Regions from separate parts of the Homo sapiens genome. Here region 2 is linked to region 1. A link is a loop called in an ENCODE intact Hi-C map of the cell type or tissue named here. Cell type or tissue: heart right ventricle. All regions are shown on one strand. Each heading gives the region's core, and the rest is flanking DNA. Links, peaks and the distances in the headings are about the cores only.

Region 1 (10,492 bases), core at 893-8,892:
ACTATGCCATAGGCCTAGAAAGCAGTTGGTTCAAATTAGAACGAAATGGCAGAGTTGTCTGTGAAGAATGTCTTCAAGAAGAAAGTAAAAGCCGTTATATGAATTATGTGGTGGAATTTTTTAATGTTAAGATAAAAGTCAACGAGAGAAAAAAAAGAAACTGGGGGATGCAGTATGACATTCTTGGCAGTAAACCACATTAAGCTTTGGAGGAGCCATACGTGTAAGTAAGTCTTGAATAATGGAGGCTGAAAGTAAAAGAAGACTCTTAAATATGCATTCTTTTGTGGAAATATAATTTTTTTTAAAGGAAAATAGGGTGGGGAGTGGAGTGTGGTACAAAGCTAAAGAAAGGTGCAGCTAACATTCAAATGCAACATCACATAGGAACAGTAGATAAAATAAGAGGAAGATCTGGAAAATGTGATGTAATGGGATGGGATTGGACTTAATATATAGAAAAAAGAAATGCTTTAGGAGCCAGATCTTTTGAATAAGATGTATCATTGAACTAAGCAGTATACATTTTAGTTTAAAAAAATAAACAGTATATCTTTAAGCAGGGTTATTAATAACAGAATACTTGAAGGTATATTTGTATCATATTATGAATACATGCTTTTCATTAACTTACTGCCTGTATTGATTTGAACCATAATGTGGATAAACCAAAAGGAGAAAAACAATAATACACAGGCCTTCAGTAGGAAAAACGGTAATATACATGTTGAGAGAAGGGTTAGAAAGGACGTCTTAGTAAAACATGGTCTGATTTTTATCAATCTAGAGTGGGAAGACTCTTATTCTCTTTTCTCCACATTTAGCCCAGAAATGCAGGTTGGGGGAATAGAAATGATGCCTAAGGCTCCTTGCTGACTCTTCAGATGGAACTAACATAGGAAAAGAAATTAGATCAGAAAGTATTTCAAGAAATCCCAGTCACCTCACTTTGTCATCAAGCTTTATAACATCGAGCAGCTTACCTCACTCCTTGGGTTTGTTTCCTCATCTTGAGTTTGTCATCTTCAAGGTTTCTTGTGACTGCTTACGTTACATGGCTTTTCTATGCTAGATTTTCTCGTGAAGCTCACTGAGCACTGAAAATAATTCTAAGAATGTATTTTTAGGATTGTTATAAATGTTCAGCTTCTTTTGTGACATCTTTGGACGCCATTGGGTGAATGAGTTCTAGTGTGTTGGTCATTTTTAGTCATTTTTTATATAAGGAGGAAGTCAGTGGTATGTGGTATTTATATTTTGAAGGAGCAATCTAGAAAACAAAACACAATCACAGTATCAGTAATGAAAGCACTGAAATCATTGCAGATCCTTACAGATGTTAAAAGGATAACAAAAGAATGTTAGAAGCAATTTTATGCCAATAAGTTCCATACCTTAGATGAAATGGACAAATTCCTTGCAAAACAAATTACTAAAACTGACAATAAGAGGAAATAGTAAATCTTAATAGCCTTTTATTAGTTAATAAAATTGAATTCATATTTCAAAATCTTTCTACAAAGAAAATAGTAAGGTCAAACGGCTTTACTGGTAAATTCTATCAAATTTAATGAAAAGAAAGAAAGAAACACAGTCTTATCTAGACTCTTAGAAAATAGAAGCTAGCATTACCTTGATGGTAATACCAAAGACATTATAATAAAATCAATATGGAATATAAACCAACATTATTTGAGAATATATGTGCAAAAAATCATTTAGTATTTGCAAGTCAAATTCGGTGGTGTGTAAAAAGGATGATAAAACACAACCAAGGGGATTTTTATACCAGTAATGCAATTTTAACATTCAAAAATTAATGTAATTTACTATTTTGACAAAAGAGAAAAACATCTTCTCAGTAATTACAGCAAAGTGTTTGGCAAAATGTAATATCTATTCATGATATTAGCGAATTGGGAATAGAAGGGAACTTCCTCAGCCTGATATTGGGCATCTACTAAAAAACCTTTACTTTGTTCATACTCATATCTCATGATGAAAGGCTGAATCGTTTCTACCTAAGATTGGGGAAGAAAACAAGATTTTCCACTCTTGACCACTTCTAATCAACGTTGTATTTGAAGTCCTAGTCACAACATGATCAAGAAAAAGAAAAAGACTTGAGATTGGAAAGGAAGGAGTAAAATTGTTTTTATTCCCAGATGACATGGTTTTATATATATAGCAAATGTTAAGTTACTAGGACTGATGTGAATTTGGCAAGATTGTAGGATACAAGGATAATATACCCAAACAGTGTAATTTCTATATAATAGTAAAGAACAATTAAAAATGAAATGGGTCTGGGAGCGGTGGCTCACGCCTGTAATCCTAGCACTTTGGGAGACTGAGGTGGGCAGATCACGAGGTCAGGAGATCAAGACCATCCTGGCCAACATGGTGAAATCCCATCTCTACTAAAAATAAAAAAATTAGCTGGGCATGGTGGCACTTGCCTGTATTCTTAGCTACTCGGGAGGCTGAGGCAGGAGAATGGTGTGAACCCAGGAGGCGGAGGTGGCAGTGAGCCAAGATCGTGCCACTGCACTCCAGCCTGGGTGACAGAGCAAAACTCCATCTTAAAAAAATAATAATACAAATAAAGATGAAATGGACAAGTACCATGCATAATAGAGTAAAATTGTAAAATACTCAGGTATAAGTTTAACCAGATATGTGTAAAATCTGTACTCCAAATTACAGAAAATTATTGGAACTTAAAAAGACCTACACAAATGAAGATATATACCGCATTCATAGATTAGAAGACTTGTTACAAAGATGTCAGTTCTACTCAGACTTATCTATAGCTTCCTCAAGACCTTCCCAATCAAATTCTTAACAAGATTTTAAAAAATTTAGCAAACTGATGGTTAATTCCATGTGGAAATGCACGGGTCTTAGAAGAGTCAGCATTTTAAAACAGAACAAAGTAAAAGTACAGCTCCTCGATTTAAAGATTTACCATAAAACATAACACTGTGGTACTGGCATAAGGTAGACTAAAATCAATGAAACAGAATAGAGGGTCCAGACTCATTCATTCATATATGTATACACATATATATGTATATACATATATATACATACGCATATATACGTATATATGTATATACATATATACACACGCATATATACGTATATATGCATATACATACACATATATATACATATATATGCATATACATGTACATATATGTACATATATATGCATATACATGTACATATATGTACATATGTATATACATATATGTATACATGTATACATGTGTATACACATACATGCATACACATATGTATGTATACATATGTATGTACATATGTGTATACATATATGTAAAATGTATATATGTATGCACATATATGTAAATATATATTATATATACATGTATGTATATATTTACATATATGTGTATTGTATATGTAAACATGTTTACATATATATTTACATATATATGTTTACATATATATGCTTTTTTTTTTTTTTTTTTTTTTTTTTTGCCAAAGGTGCCGTTGTAAAGGGAGCCTTTTCAACAAAACAGCTGTATTTCTGTATGGAATAAAAAGTCATTATTTTTCTATATGTATCATATATTTAAAAGGCATATAACGTAGGTCATAGATTTAAACATAAAACAATGGAACATCTAGAAGAAAACAGGAGAAAATCTTCATGATCAAGGATGGGTAAAGACTTTTAGTACACACAAAACAGGAATCATAAAGGGAAAAAATTCTATTTCATTAATATTGAAAGGTTTTGGTTTTAAAAATACACCTATGAAAAGGCAAGCTCACAGACTGGGAGAAAATACTATTAGAAAATACCTAACAAAGGACTTGGATCAGTATATAGAGAATTTCACAAATCTTTTACATAACGCTTTTTTTTTAAAAGCACAATTCACTAATAAAAATATATGAAAAAATAGGCAATACCACTTGTTAGCAAGGATGTGGAGCTACTGAAATAATCATATATTGCTGATGGGAGAGTAAAATGGTACATTACTTTGGAAAACTGACAGTTTCTGAAAACTTAACCCTGTGACCCAGCAATTCCAGGAAAACGTTTGTTTACAGAAATACACATTAATATTTATAGTAGCTTTACAGGAATGTCTGTCAACAGATGAATGCATAAACAAATTGTGGTATATCCATATAATGGACTATACTGCTCTGCAGTATAAAGGAACAAACTGACACATGCAACAACATGGATTAGTGTCAAAAACTTGGTGAGTAAAAGAAGATAGACGCGAGTACCTACTGTATGATCCTGTAGACATGAAATTCTAGATAGAATTTAGTTATAGAAAGAACAGTGGTTGCCTAGGGTGGTAAGAAAAGGGTGATTGACTGCAAAAGGGCTCAAGGGAGTGTTTAGGGGTCATGGAATGTTCTTTTATCTTGATGGTAGTGATGCTTCCATAGGTATATGCATTTGTCAAAACTTATATAACCATATACTTAATAATGCATCATTTGAAGGTAGTTATTCCTCAAAGTTGGCTTAAATTATTTTAGCATTTTTAGGCCAGGCGTTGTGCCTCACACCTGTAATTCCAGCACTTTGGGAGGCCAAGGTGGGCAGATCACCTGAGGTCAGAAGTTCAAGACCAGACTGGCCAACATGGTGAAATTCCGTCTCTACCAAAAATACAAAAATCAGCAGGGCGTGGTGGCGCACGCCTGTAATCTCAGCTACCCCGGAGGCTGAGGCAGAAGAATTGCTTGAACCCAGGAGGCAGAGGTTACAGTGAGCTGAGATCACACCACTGCCCTCCTGCCTGGGTGACAGAGTGAGTCTCCATTAAAAAAAAAAATAGCATTTTTATTAAAATGTGATACTTCTTTTGTTGGTGGTGATACCGAGTTTTTGCATATTTGACAATTGCATGATAATCTTTAAAGTATGTAAGAAATCTAGGAGCTCCAAAAAGACTCATTACTTTTTGCAGTCTAAGATTATATTTCTCGAATGTAGACCTTTTAAGTGGATGAGTTTTTCATGTATTTAAGAAAAGGTACAACACATACATGTATGACCTGTGTTCATTTCATAATATACTATTTCAAGTCTGTCATAATACTGATAGGGTGCTCTCTTTGCTTTGTTCATTTGGTAGTCAAACTGTGCAGAATATAAATATTAAACTTCCACTTGGTACACAACAAGATCATTATAAAACTGGAAAATTTTTTTGGAGCTTTTTGAAGGTTTTATCTGCTGCGCCCCCTGGTGGATTTTACTTCTCATTGGGGTCACATGAAAATACAGCCATTTACCTTCGTAGGAGGTGTCTTTATAAAAAACTGTAAAGCTTTTAAGTTAATCTTTATGTTGAAAAACTTCTCAGTAACTTCTGTTGATAACACTATGAGGTTTTTTGTTTTGTGATCTTCACAGGAGTTATTCAGTACAAGCTTTTCCATAGATAATTTTGCCATGTCTGATGGCTTTTTTCCAAAACACCTCTAAGATAGAGATTCCGGGATCCTGTATTGGAGTAGTAGTTTCTAATAGTTCTCATCCTATAATATGGTTCTAAATTTCTTGCTGTACAAAAGAGATTGGAGAATCGTGTCTTAGAAATAGTACGTATAGTTGGGATAAGCCTTGAACATATTATGGTGCCAGAAATTAAGGAAGTACTTAAAAAAAAAAAAAAGGTTGTTGGAAAGGCCGCATAGGAGCCAACCTGAAGATCTAATAAAGACCTAATAAAGCTGGAACAATTTGACTAACAAAATAATGATAGTATTGGATTTTAATTCATGTACTAAAATACTCATGAGTCCATGCTGATGTAAGTATTTTAATAAATAAATGGTGGAGAAGGCACTGGTTTTGGTTTTGTATTTTTTTTACAGGAGCATCCCAATTAATGTAGAAAGAAAGACGGGAAAAGAAATTTTTCATTAGGCAAATACCACGGTAATAAATGTGGCAGACAGGACCTGCTGATGGATGCCAAAATTAGGTCAGAGTTTGAGGAGAAAAGAGTATTTGCACAGTCTCAAAGTATTCCCTACCCCCTCTCCTCCCAGGATATTTTTTTAACTGCAAAGGAAAAGATGGTAGATTTATAGTGGAGAAATCTGGCAGCCACCACCTTGGCCAAGTGATCAAAGTTAACATCACTAGTAATAAGACATATTGATGTCATGAGCCCCTTGATACAGTGTACTGGAGGACACAATATCATTTCTGTGGTATTCTTGCCCCAAATGCCTAAATGCATTCTAATCATGAGAAAACAGGAAGCTCAAACTGAGGGAAGTTTTACAAAATACTGGATCATAAGTTTCAAGGTCATGAAAGACAATCAATCAAGAGTTGTCACAAATTGGAGCCAAGACTCAGGAGAAATTACAAAAAAGTTACAAAGATAATAGAGTTCTTGAATACCCCTCAGCCAAGTGGGGATGTTAACATCTCACAGAATTATAGTACAGTTATCAACATCAAGAAATTAACATTGGCTAAAGAATATTAAACCACATACATGAGTGAAAAAAATGGTGAAACTTGGAGAGTGTTCTTTTTCTTTTCCAGGATTCTCTCCTGGATCCCACATTACATATAGTTGTTTCTTTCAAAATATTATTGTTAGAATTTAGAGATACTTGCTTTGTTTTAAATCAGTTGGTGTATTAATAGGTAATAAGTTATTTGTAAAGTAGCTATTAAAAGAATTTCCTGATGAAGCAATAGTCTTGTTGCTTTTTTCTACTATACAATTATTGGGAATTGGCTAAAATTTGAGGAAAGTTTTGTTTTTCTACCATTCTGTTTATTTCATTTTCTCTTCATTCTGAAAAATTTTAGCATCACCTAAAACAGTTCACACTGCTTTAAGTTGTCTTTACTTTTAATCCCAACAGTTGAATAGCAGCTTGGTGTGTATGTATTAATAGCAATGCTTTCAGAACCAGAACACTGTGGTCTTTTCTTTACTATTTTGAAATTTCTTGTATTCTTTTTTTCTAAATGAGAGAAATATATAAGGGAGATGATTTATGTTTCATCATCTGAAAGTGTGATGAATGAATATGTAACCTTCTATTTCTATTAATATTATATTGCTGCAGTATTAATATGTCCAGTTGAAAATACTAAAATTTAGTGTAGCAACATGAGCTCTCTAAAAGCAAGTTCTTAATACTTTCATGTAGTAACATTAACAAGATTCTTGAAGTCACTTTTTAAAATGAGTTACCATCTGAATTTTACATTTATCCGTGAGAACCGTCAGAGTGCAATTGATCGAGGTTAAGTCTCAACAGTCTGTTTTCTGTATAAACAATCTACCAATTCCTTATTAGTAACTTTTTATGTTTTATAAACTCTGACTAAAATATCTAAGTTTTTGCCACCTTGCTTAAATTTTAGATAACAGTATATGACTTGAAGATTATTTTAATATTTTGTCTAATATAATGTCAATTGAATATGTAGGCATTTTCAACTGTTAAGGCATTCCTCCCAAAGTTGTCCTTCCAAAAAGTAGAAAAATAACATGAGTTTCAACCTGGCAAAACATATGAAAAAGAGTATCTCTGAGTCACAAGATGAGTCAAGAGGGTGAGGTTTGTTTTTCCTTGTCCATCTCTTTTAAGGGAATATGATCCTAAGCAGCAGGAAAAAAATATATTTAATGAAAATTGGCGCCAAAAGTTAGAATTTGTTCTTCAGTATTTAACTGGTACTAAGTGCAGATCTTCTATAAATATACTGAAACTAAATTTAATGGTGCTAACAAGATGGGTTTGATCTGCTTTAGAGATCTGTTCCTAATTTGTAGGTGATTGCTAATGCCGATATTTCAAGAATTAAAACTCTGTTTCATACTCTAATATCCTACTGTAGCACAGCAACACTGCTGGCAAGTGGAAGTGCTTAAATAACTGCCCCTCAGGTGCCAGTAATGACCAAAGAAATCATTTTGTTTGATACCTAAAATAACTATATTTACCATTTGTTCTTGAAAGCTGACTTTCGTAGATCTTGGCTTTAAAATTTTTTCCTGGCTTTGCTTTCCAAGCTGGCCATTTAAAAATATTCTGGATATTTAGGTATGGATTCCTCTAGTTGCTCAGCCTCGACTAGATTGTAAATACTGAGTATTTAGTCCATCTTACTCATCATCGTAATCGTAGCTGAAAGGAGGGGAGGGAGATGAGGAAATAAATGAGTGGTTGGAGAAAAGATAACTGCCCCCATACATGCTGCACTGGCTTCTTAGCTCAAGATCAGTTTTAGCTACATGGGGTATGTGGGAATGATGATGAATGGAAAGATTAGATAGAGCTTGTTCCCTCCTAGTCATATTAAAGGGGCTTTTTAAGAAGTCATTTATTGTCAAGGTAAAATGTGATCACTGGCACATTGCTTTGCCTTTGAGGAAAGTTTTGACTACTCATCCAGAGCAGATATCAACTACTTTATAATGTTTCACAAGATATTAAAACAAGTAAATAAAATTTAACTACTCCTTCTAAGGGCCTTTGCCAGGGAGTGAGATAATGATACAACTATAAGATAAATCATTAGTAACCCCTTTCTTTTATCAGAGAAAAATTGATAGGTGTCTCATAAATGGAGAATTCAGGCAAGGCCATTCCAGCAGGAGGTTTATAAGGAAATGGAGGTATAAAATCTATACTTTAGCAGAGATGTGCCAAGAGCATTGTAGCCAAAGAAAAGGAAATGGGGAAAGAGATAAGATGGAAATTTAAATTTGAGGCTAAGTATTGCCGAGGACTTTAGACTTTTTGTATTAGAAAGCCACTAGAAAATGTAAAGCACAGGAGCTAGCCGTTTGGCTGAATTTGCCTTTTAGAAAGATTACTGTTGGCAATGTAAAGAAGATGGATTGAACCACATATATTTATTTGATTTATGATTATGATTTTCAAGTATTCTTAATATTTTTTATTCATTTATTAAGACTGAAATGCTATCTTCTTGATTGGAGGAGTTTTCTGAGTAGCTAAAACAATCCTTTAAGTGCCTAAATTTCAGTTTCTTGATAAACAACTTTCTAAACTATAATTAATGTCCCCACTTCAATAAATTGACTAATAAATAGTTTGCATAAATATTATCATACTACATTTCTGCTTTTCCTCTTCCCATTAATCATACAGCCTAGAAGAAATGATCCTGATTTGTCCACTTAAAGTTTGTGGAGACATTATCTTTTCTTATCTACTCACAATAGATCACCTTTGTGATCTGTTATGTTTAAATTCCCTGTCACCTTTCCTAGTCTATGGTTGTAAACTAAGGCAAAACTCAAGATTGGAAGAAGAAAATAATTAACTAATCCTTGGTATATGTGTAAAAAATTAAGGCAAGCGTGGAGAGGGTAGCTCTTCAGCAAAATCTATGAACTTTGAGACACTGTTCTGAATGGTTTGCTGATTGGTACCTGGTTAGCTAGTAGTTTTAAATACTGATGGAATTTTAATCAATAAGTTTTACATTTGAAATACTTATTAATACTTAAAACATTATTAAAACCATAATTAAGCACCTGTTATATGTGATGCTCAGAGCACCAATGAAAAAGTCATGGACTCTGCCCTGAGGTGGAGTAGACATATAAATAAATAAGCGAAAAGCATTTGTAGGACTTTCATTATATTTTTTCTCTTTCAAGAGTAAGGGTGTGTCATTTTATAGATAGAAAATGGGGAAATAAGGTTTATTTGAACAGTTTGCAGTTATGTCACATATTCCATTAAAGAAGGAATACTCTTTAATAGAGGGATAAAATGCTTGTGTAGTTGATGTGCTTATGAAGTGCTTATATGATCTTTTTTATCAGATTATTTATATACATTAATGTGCTACATAATAATTTTTGGTCAGTGGCTGACCACATATACACAGTGGTTCCGTAAGATTATAATGGAGCTGAAAATACATGTACAGTCATGTGTCACTTAACAACGAGTTGCATTGAGTAATGCATCATTAGTGTAGCCTAAGTGTACAGAGTTTATAAAGTCTACAGTAATATCCTAGGCCCTTACATTAACTCACCAGTCACTCACTGGCTCACCCAGAGCAGCTTCTGTCCCACAAGCTCCTTTCATGGTAAATGCCCTATACAGGTGTACCATTTAAGTAAAATTTTCATACTATACTTTTACTGTACCTTTTGAATGTTTAGATATGTTCAGATACACAGATATTTAGCATTGTGTTACAATTGCCTACAGTATTCAGTACAGTAAGATGCTGTACAGATTTTGTAGCCTAGGAGCAATAGGCTGGACCATATAGCCTGGGTGTGTAGTAGGCTGTCCCACATAGGTTTGTGTAAGTACACTCTGATGTTCATACAATGATGAAATCTAATGATGTGTTTCTCAGTGTAACCCCATCGTTAAGTGACTCATGACTGACTGTATGTGTATTTTGGTGTTTGCAGCAGTATTTACATAAATTTTTCATCACAGCATTTCTGATACA
Region 2 (10,492 bases), core at 1,676-9,675, 86 kb before region 1:
AAAGTTTCTGTGGATATATTAATTGTTGCCAACAATTGTTGCCAACAAACAGAAGTATTCAGTTGCTAGAAACTCATTTGCCTATAGTTCTCTTTATAGCAAATTACTTGCATATAATCTTTTCTCTTTGAAGCCATGTTAACTACTATTAGAGCACTAGGTAAGACTAAAATTTTTCCTTAACAAGTAGGGTATTTCATTTCCCACTTGCTAACAAATGAAAAATACAGTATTTTTGGCCCTACGCTAGTACTTTAACAGTAATCCTGACAGGCATTCTAGTCTCTGGTCACAGTGAATTTCTTATTCTCCTGCAGATCTACCAAGTCCAAAGCAGTTTCCTTGCCACTGCACAGCCTGTTCCCTCTGCTTGGAACGCCCTACTCCATTTCCTACCTTGCAAACGCCTTCAAGTGCCAGCTTAAATGTCACTATGAAGTCTTTCCTGACTCCTCTAAAACGTTGAGTCAAGAAAAATATTGAAATATTGTTTACTCAGATATTTTATTATCCTATTTCTGAAAAGCTTTACCACCCTCAACCTAACTTCTGCTTTTCTTAAGATCTCTGGACAGCTTCCACATCTTCTTACTGACTCAGGGAAAATGAGCTGACTCAACAAAAAGGTGATGAGATTCTAGAAAGAGCTGGCTGGCTGGCTGGCTGGCTGGCCGGCCGGCTGCAAACCAGCCAGCAAGAAGTTTGCAATCTGTTAGCCTTTACGGGGTTAGTTCTCCTGCTCCCTTTAAAGGAGACTAAAAGAAGGAAAGTGGATGAGAAAGAAAAAAGTTTCTGAATTCTTTTACTGACATTGCTTCCAGTGAATTTGCCTTGTCACGTTCGTATTATTAATGATAGTCCTAAGGTATGTTATTCTTTGAAGTTTATGAAGTTGTTTATTTTCATCAGGGTAATTACTTGTGCTGCTTACCAAATGTTTCCAGCCCTCCCCCGTCGAGGCACATGATAGGATCTGACCTCCATGGCCTGGGCTAAGGCCATGTGCTGGTAGCTCTGGCCAATGAGTTGTAAGCAGAAGTGACACATGTCATTTCAGGCTGAAATTATCCAACAGTCTGTGCAATGCCAACAGAACTCTCTTTCCCTTTGCCATGGCAAATAGCCACTTTCAAGATGATTGATCACCTTAGGTCCTGGAGTGAGAAGATACGGCATGGAACCCTAGCCACCTTTTGTTGGACCCATAGCATAAGTGAGAAATAAACTTTTCTCCCAATATTTTATCGTGAAAAATGTTGAAATGTATAGAAAAGTTGAAAGACTTGCATAACACACATTCCCATATCTATCACCTGAATTTCACAGTTAACATTTTGGTATATTTGCTTTATCCCTTATCTGTCCTTTATGTTGTATCAATCTGCTTTTTTGGGGTGGAGAGATGAACAAGAAACTATTCTATAAACCATCACTAAGATTCTGGGGTTGTTCATTACTTCAGCATAACCTTGCCTTTCCTGATCCACATCTGGGGAATCCAGACCACCTACTCTCCTTTTCTGCTGAAGACAGTAAAGTAAAACTTCTCCAAAAAGAAAAAAGTAATGGTCTGAAGTTGGTTCTAAGAAATCATTTCCTGCCAGAGAAAGTTAGAAGTCACAATATGGATTAGGAGAAGGATTAAACCATCTTTTTTTCCTTCCATGGTCTTAAAAAATAAGATAAATTATGACTGACCTAGTTTTGATAAGGCTGTATTTGGAGGTAGAGAGATGAATTAAATGAGGAAAGGAAAGACAAAATTAGCATTCATTGACTATCTTTTGTATGGCAGACATTTTATATATATGATCTCATTTAATTTTCAAAATCATCCTGAAGAGTACATATGATTTCCATTTTTAAAATGAGGCTATTAAGCTCAGAGAGGTTAGGCTACCTGCCCAAGGTCATATAGCTATTGTGAGCAGAGGAGACAGAATGAAAATCCAAATCAGTATGACTTCAACACGCTTACCCTCATCTAGAAGTTTATAGACCCTTGGCCTCTGACAGCCAAGGGTATTTCCTCCCTCTGAAATGACCATCCCAAGGGAGACCGTGGCCCAAGAGGTAACAATGGTGTTAGTGGCAACCTCCCTTCATGCTTGAAGCAGAATTTGAAATGTCCAAATTATTTGACAAAAATATTTTTTGAATGTTCAGAAAAGTTCAACAAGCCCACTAAACAAAGGAGCATTGTGAATTTCCCAAAACTGAAACAGCTGATTTTTCCTTTACCTTTATCAGATAGTCACTTTCTTTGACAAAACATATATTTTAAAATACTAATGTTTTTTCCAACTCAAAACCCAGTTGGAATCTTGATCTTTTCCCAGTTTATTTTTTATGCTTGTGTTTGGTGTGAAGTAGATCTATATAATGTGTATATGAGTGTGTGTGTGTGTGTGTGTGTGTGTGTTCGTAAGGTCCTTAATTTCCCCAAATCTAGATGGTTACACTTTGAAATGTAACTCATATGGCCACACTGAGAGTCTATTTTCAGAATTTTCATGGCTACAAGCTAATGATTTTGGATTCCTATTGTTAGTCGAAAAATAATGGGTATGGTAGACATAACTTTAAATCATCAGGCTTCCACTCAGAGAGTTTATTGTGGGCTAGATAGCTACTGCTTGACAGGGTAGGAGGGGATAGCTAACCAAATTTGCCTGAAAAGACAACGTAAGTACCTATATAGGTAATGGGAATTTGTCCTCACCCTATAGAAACAATCTAACCCTGAATGACAAGTTTCTTCAAATAATTGAACACAGACTATCTTTAACTTTTCTATAGCATTTCACCTTTCCCTGGAGATTTTTATAAGATTAAAGCCTTAAAATAAAGCTTGGATACACTCAAAAAGGTAGCAGGAGGGAGCTTTCTGGGGCGATGGAACTGTTCTGTATCCTGATAGCGGCAGTGGTTGAATGAATCTATACATGTATTAAAACCCATATGGCTGTACACACACGTGCACATGCACACACATGCACACATACCTCTGGTGGACATCTGCTGCCTAAAGGTTCTGCCTTTCTTTCTTTTCTTTTCTTTTCTTTTCTTTTTTTTTTTTTTTTGAGACAGGGTCTTGCTCTGTAACAGCCCATGCTGGAGTGCAGTGGTGCGATGTTGGCTCACTGCAGCCTCAACCTCCCAGTCTCAAGTGATCCTCTCACCTCAGCCTCCCAAGTATTTGGGACCACAGGCGGCCACCACCACATCCAGCTAATTTTTGTAGAGATGGGTTTCACCATGTTGCCCAGGCTGGTCACGAATATTCTGCCTTCTGATCAAAAGCCTAATCCACATTTACCATTGTCTCTGCAAAATCCCTTAAGATTGATTGTATGAAGACATTGCTTTGGCCAATGTGGTCCTTGGCAGTTCTGCATTGTGTAGAACCTGTGAATCTTTTTGGAGCTTGTCTATCTTGGGAGGGAGATTGTCTGAGCAGACTTGAAGGCAGGGGTGGAAGCCACCTGCTGAAGACAATAATGAGCATTTGGGAGGGTGGGTGGGGAAAATGAGACAGCGCAGAGGGGAGGGGCCTGGAAGGGATCCCACTCCCTCGCTCCTGCCTGCATCTGGTGCCCCAGGAGCTGCTCTTGAGCAATGTCTCTCTAATGAGTTGGCGTGAACTTGTGCTTGTTCCTCCCTCAGGGAACAAGGGAAGACAGGCTTAAAGCTGCTAAAATGCTTGGAGAACATCCAAAGAGAAGCTTGACAGAAATGCAGTGTATTAGTGAAAACAGCTTGGGCCTGGCTAAATAGTGGCTATTTTAACAAAACAAACATATGGGATTTGATGACAATTGTCCTTACAAAGAAACAATCTAGCCCTTTACACAGAGCTTGATGCTTCTTTATAGTCTTCACAGAATTCGCTTCGCTGTGGTTTTCTTTTCTTTTTTTTTTTTTTTTTTGAGACAGAGTCTCGCTCTGTCACTCAGGCTGGAGTGCAGTGGCACAATCTCAGCTCACTGCAACCTCTGCCTCCCAGCTTCAAGTGATTCTCTGCCTCAGCCTCCCAAGTAGCTGGGACTACAGGTGCACCACTACCACAGCCAGCTAATTTTTGTATTTTTAGTAGAGATGGGGCTTCACCATATTGGTCAGCTGGTCTCGAACTCCTGACCTCAAGAGATCTGCCTGCCTTGGCCTCCCAAAGTGCTGGGATTACGGGCGTGAGTCACTGCACCTACCCAACTGTGGTTTTCTCAAACTTATTCTGGTATCTATTTATTTTCAGGAGTGCCTGGAACAACGACCCCAAGAGATCTCTCTTACATATGAATGTGAAGAATAAGCACATTCTTCAATGTGTGCCATCATGAGGAACAAATGTTCTTTTTTTTTTTTCCAAATTATTTGCTTTGCATTCTAGGGGAGGGCTTCTCACAGGCCATCAGAATTATCGGGGATGCTTGTTAAAATGTAGATTCCTAAACTCTACCTTTTTAGACCTCTTAAATTGAGCAAACTCTCTGAGAGTAAATCCAAAGCATCTGCATTTTATTAAGCACTTTAGGTGATTCTTATCATATTAAAGTTTGGAAAACACTACCCAAGGGTTTACTCACTGTACTCCTTCTTATTAAAGTTCAGTTATTCATTCAATAAGCATTCATGTGCCAGGTCCCGTGGGGGCAGGAGATGGCAATAGGAGTGTGATAAGTAATCAAGTTGTTTATAGCCAAATAATTACAATAAAATGAGGCAAGTGCTATACTAGAAAAAATACAAAATACATCAAAGCATTGAGGAGGAGTCTGTGGGAATTGGAGGCAGCTTCATAGATGATATTTGAGCTGCTTTCAGGCACAGAGAAGGTACTGCAGGATATTGGCATGTGAAAATACATGATCCACTCTGGAAGAAGAAACTCTGTGTGGCTGGAGCATAGGGAAGAGAGAGGCATGGGCTGGGGCAAGGCTATGAGGAGCCTTCTACACATGCTGAGCAGTTTAAGTTTAGTTCTACAGAAAGTGGGAACCAGAGGAAGTTTTTAAATATTAAATGATAGAATGATATTTGAGTTATGAAGCAATATTCCTGGAGGCAGTTTGGAGGCAGGAGATAAGAACAGAGTCTTCTGCAGTGGTGAGGGGTGGGGAAGCTAAATAAGGATGATGGCAGCTGGGGTCTCTGAGGTGGAGTAACAGATGATGAGAGTACAGGAGGGTAGGAGGAGGTGGGAAGCTGACCATGTCTGATAAAGGCTAGTCTGAGTCAAGAACCTCATCCAGGGAGGGCATTTTCAATAGCCAGACAACTCTTCCAGCTCAGAATCTGAAAGCAGACCTGATACTTGCGCTTATGAGCAAATCCTAGTGTCTGCGCCCATTAGCAATAGTTTCTACTGTGCTAGAGAATAAGTTTAAAGATATTTGTTAAGTGAAAAACATCACCCATAAAATATATGATTAAATGATTCCATTTATGTTTTCAAAATGTTAAGCGCATAGAGAGAGAGACAGAAAAAAAAGGGGGACAGAGAGAGGCTGAAATTTGAGGAAATGCAGAGGAAAGGCACTATTAATAAGGAAGAACAGTGGGGTTGGGAGAGACTGGAATTGAAGGACCCTTGACAATTTACTCTGAATTCTTGTGCATGTTTCAATTGTTTTAAACAATGAGTTTTATTGATGCTTGCTTTTAAAATTTTTTAAAGCAATTTTTAAAAAGATGCTTACACATCTTCTTGGCTACCACTAGGTGGTACTAGTGGCAGGACAGATTGGACAGCTTTTAAGCTTCCTGCGTTCATCCATGACACCTGCATATCCATCGAATTTTAGACACCTGCATGTGGGTTTAACTTCTTAACTTTATAGAGTAAAACAAATACCTTTGCCAATTATTATTAGCATGTGTCTTCAGAGCTTAGGGGTCGAGGTCCACAGACTATTTTTCTTTCTCCTTCAATATAACACGTAGTATTTTCTGTATTTAATTTGTATCAAAACATTTGCAAGTGTAAAAAAGTGTTCTTTCTGCATCAATCTAAGCTGCACACAGTTTGGTTCACATATATCTAGATATTTCTCAGGCTCTTCACTTTACAATGATATTCCCAATCCAAATCTTAATCACATGCACAAAAAGAATGAAACTCTGTGCTGGCACCATACACCTGTTTTCCCTAATTCCAAGACTGGCTTTTCTTTCCAACCACTTACTTTTAATTATTTTAGGCTGTCATGTTTTCCATCACCTCGGTTGACATGGCAGGAGACAAAAGTGTTGCCACAGCCTCTTTCTACACACACCCATGTTTATTGCAACCCATGATAATGCAGCATTTGTGATTTCACTTCTGGGGGCTTTTTTTCCTTTTAAGCAGGGTTTGTTGCTTCTTATATCATGGAATAGTCTGAACTAGCTACTGTATTTTCCTTTGTATGAAAACAACACTTCATTCCAAAATGGGATTCCCAATACTGGAGTTTCCATAGTCTAAAATGGACACAGTGACAACACTCACATGATCTACTAAGGATACCCACGGGGCCAGCCTGGCACACACAACGCTACTCAGTCCTAATAGGTGCAAAGCCAAGAGGTGCCTGCAGTGGCTCTGACTTGGCTAAGACATGCTCCTGGTTGTAATCCTCACAGAGTATAGCATGATTCTTCACCCCCTTACCCCACCCCACCCCAAACTCCGTCACCTCCAGCAGGGGCAGTTTGCAGAGTCAGTCTTTGGATGGAACCCAAGAAGAAATTGACCAAGGTATACAGTTGTATTTGACATTCCCTGAGTGGTCACTTGAGCCACCAATAAATACTAGAGAAGAAAGTCAGGAACATTCCATGCATAGGATATTAGCTATTAAATGGATATTAGCCACTATCCATCATTAATAATAATAAAGACTTTTTTGTTTGTTTATTTGTCTTTTGAGACAGAGTCTTGTGCTGTTGCCCAGGCTGGAGTGCAGTCGTGCCATCTCAGCTCACTGCAACCTCCGCCTCCTGGGTTCAAGAGATTCTCATGCCTCAGCCTCCTGAGTAGCTGAGATTACAGACGCCCACGACCACGCCCAGCTAATTTTTGCATTTTTAAGTAGAGATGGGTTTTCACCATGTTGGCCAGGCTAGTTTCAAACTCGCGACCTCAGGCGATCTGCCCACCTCAGCCTCCCAAAGTGCTGGGATTACAGGCGTGAGCCACTGCACCTGGCCATGAAGACTACTGTTTACTTGAACTGTTGCTATTTGCCAAGCCCTGTGCTAAATTCTTCATATATTTTCTCTTACTCAATTTATTCAACCGCCCTGAAAAGTAGCATTGTTGCTACCATTTTACAAATGTGAAAACAGGGACTTGGAAAGGTTCAAGCAACAGGTTCAGGCTTATCTATTTTCAAACCTGTCTTCTTAATTCCTATCCTATTTTGAAGACAGTTAAGGGCTCTAATTGTTCAGAGATTTTTGCATATCACCATTTAATAGACTGCTGAGGACCTTACTTTTTCCCCCCTTATCCCCTAGTTCACTACCCTTTTCAAAGGACAGAGACAAGGTCAAAGAAAAAAAGTAAATGTAAACCTATCCATATGCTTTGTACTGACATTCAGCCTTAGTTATACATTTATTTGAATACAAGAACTATGCTTTTCTATTACATTTGTCTCCCTTCAGCACCTCCCATAATGTTCCGCCCACAGCAGTTTCTTAACACTCTGTTGCTTCAGTAACTGGCTGGCCCCTTGTTCACATTTGGGGTTGAGAAGGTTAGTGATGGGATATAAATCAAAATTTGTGTTTTTGTGTAGGTCAGATTATTTTGACCATCTGATTTCCCTTACCATGAATCTCTGAAAATTAAAAGTAAATTGACTCCAAATTTAAATATTATTTTATTAGATGAGTCTAATTTTATTAGCTGAGTCTCATTTTATTGTTTTGAGAAAAATTAATCAAGAGTGCTTGGGGTTGAAAGTAGTAAACAAGAATAAATCTGTCACAACCTTCTCTTTTCTAAGAACTATGAGCTGGAACTTGTTTTCATGATATAATTAGGTAGGGATTTCTGTGACTTAATTTAAAAGCCTGATTTATAATCACTTTTATTTTCAAAACAGTTTTTTTTCCACTTTCTCTCTCTCTGCCACCCCTGAATGAACCTGGCTCTGCTTCTCCAAATTCAATGATGTCAGGTTAGCAGGGAGCAAATTTGAGACTGCACAATTCCCATCAGCTATTAGCTAGGGAGATCTTTTGATCCCCAAGGTCTAAGTTCAATTCTAAAGGCTATGTTTTCTTTTGGACCTATGTGGTAACTCCTATTAACAGTAATGGGTGTTACACATGAACGTACAGAAGACTGTATACCCCTAAGATTTGCCCAAGCATGAATTTCATGAGGCAAAAGTGAACACATTTTTTTTACTTTGGCACCCTTCCCTTCCAGGTTACGATAAATGTTGGCACTTGGATAAGATTCTAAATGATGAAATGCCAATGCATGTTGCTTCTGCATATGTCATCTAAAGTATGTGGCTTCTCAAAATGGATGCCCTTCTTCTCTGCTCAATGCTTGGCCTGGCAAGCCATTGTAACCCTGACAGAGAGGAGAAAAGACATTTCTAAACAAATATTTTCCTTTTCAGATATCATACAGCTTGTGTCAGTGAGTGAGATAAACCCAGTCCTAATGTGCTAGTCTGAAATGCTTGTATCCCAGTCTACTTTCCATTGATTTGATCAATATCAGATACTCTGATATCCTGAAATGAAAAACAGGTGTGAAAAAAAGAGGACTGAAATATGAATAACAAACTGTTCAAGACGAGACAGCCAGTTCTAGAGAGCTGGCCCCACTTGCCTAAGAGGTGTGTACCAACGCCAAATAAGCCAAAGTAAGAGGCAGACTTGTTTGTATAGTATTTAATAGGCCCCAGAGGGAAAGGGAAGCCTGCTGAAACAATTTTTTTTTTTTACTTCAAAAAATACCTGGCACATAATATGTACAAATGAAACGATCTTGCTTAATTTGTTTTAGGTTCTTTATTTCACGTAACTCATGATTTAGAAAGGTCTCTAAAATGTGATGATTATAAGAACATTCATCTGCCAAGACTCTTAAAATATATTCTAACAGCTTTAATCCTGTTGCAGATAGAGCTATCAGTAGCAGCAATTAGCATGTATTTAAATTCAATAATTTCTGCATAAAAAGGACTTTACTGACATTTATAAATTCTTCCTCTGACAAAGGGGTGAGAAAGAATGTGATTAATAGTAAGATGAAGATTCTTTAATTTCTTCTGAAATTATTTTTAAGGACATAAACAACTTGCCCTTTTCTTTGCTAGTATTAACCTACAAAACACAAAAAATCAACTCATGGTTACCTTTTCAATACTGTTGGCCTCAATTCCTGACTCAGGAAATAATATAAAGCAGTTCAACTGGTTTTGTCTTGCTTGAGAAACTAAAATTAAAATCTCTGGAGTTATTTAACTTTAAACAGGAAAGAATGTGGTCTTTCAGAAATAGTCATACAGACAGTTTTCCAAATGTGTAAACCTCTTAAACTTAGTACCAATCTAAAAAAGAAAATAAAAGGAAAAAAAGGTCCTTAAAAAAAGTGCATGTGTTTTGGGTTTTTTTGTTTTTGTTTTTACATCTTTCTCTAGTTGCAACTGGAAACCGTAGGTTTTATTCTCATCTTTCAGCTACTGGCATGTCATAATCTCCTCTAGTGAATGACTACCTAAATTACTATATCCATAAATATTCTAGTGGAAAAACATTTGCAAGGCTTATTTTCAGAAGTACACTGCAGTATCTTGATGTTGACCAAATTCAATTTTATTTTTCTGTATTATAACTAACAATTTCAAGGTGTTATTTTATACATCAAAACTCCAAAAGTATGACAGAAAGGAGCTTATACATATGCTAAATAAACCAGTATTGCAGTGTAGCATGGAAAAAAAAAAACTACCCAATGATGGTGAATTCTGTTTCTTTATGCTACCCAATAGTGGTAGTCAGGCAGCCTCTAGCATTTATTCTTGGCTAGGAAAAGTGATGTTTTGGAAAATAAAATTTGGGCAAATGTATGTTATACTGGCTCTCGACACATTCAATCTCTTTTTGTTTTTTAGAAATCATAAGTCATAGTCACCAAATCATCAAATTTTTAGCTTCTAAAGAATTGCACTGGGTGTTTGTCAAAGTTAACTGAGTTGAAATCAACATGGCTAGTTCTGGTTTATTTCTTGGATTCTTCTAATCACAAATTATCTGATCAAATGAGTAAATGCACAATATTAACTGAATGCTAGAATGAGTAAATTGCTCAAACATTGTATTAACCATTATACAACATTCTATATTAGTCACTGATGAATGTATGACTGGGAGGAGTATTATGTTTCAGCCAATAAGTCCTTATTGAGTGCCCTCTATAAACTGAGGAGGTAGGACAGGAGAGGAGATCACAAAATAATTCCTAGACTACCTTACCAGTAAC

The links. A loop is a pair of places that touch in the nucleus more often than their neighbours do. Peaks named below come from ENCODE experiments on the same cell type or tissue, not always from the same donor. Only the 100,000 strongest peaks of a DNase experiment are listed, where the experiment ranks them.
Region 2: it touches region 1 in a loop (14-fold over the local background); 55 of 110 quality-filtered maps call a loop at or near these places.

What each region holds. Positions count from the first base shown.
Region 1 is chr2:68,191,074-68,201,565 of GRCh38, reverse strand. The region is part of intron 2 of PPP3R1 (protein phosphatase 3 regulatory subunit B, alpha); the gene reads left to right. Among named protein-coding and RNA genes, the nearest start is that of PNO1, 38 kb to the right of the region's middle. RefSeq lists an enhancer at 6,707-8,725. In heart right ventricle, for the core only: a CTCF peak has its summit at 5,249 (motif pointing left); a DNase peak (open chromatin) is centred at 5,245; H3K27ac peaks cover 494 bases.
Region 2 is chr2:68,278,248-68,288,739 of GRCh38, reverse strand. The region is part of intron 1 of PPP3R1-AS1 (PPP3R1 and CNRIP1 antisense RNA 1); the gene reads right to left. It also overlaps a transcript of CNRIP1 not described here. Among named protein-coding and RNA genes, the nearest start is that of PPP3R1, 31 kb to the right of the region's middle. In heart right ventricle, for the core only: a CTCF peak has its summit at 5,718 (motif pointing right); a DNase peak (open chromatin) is centred at 3,579.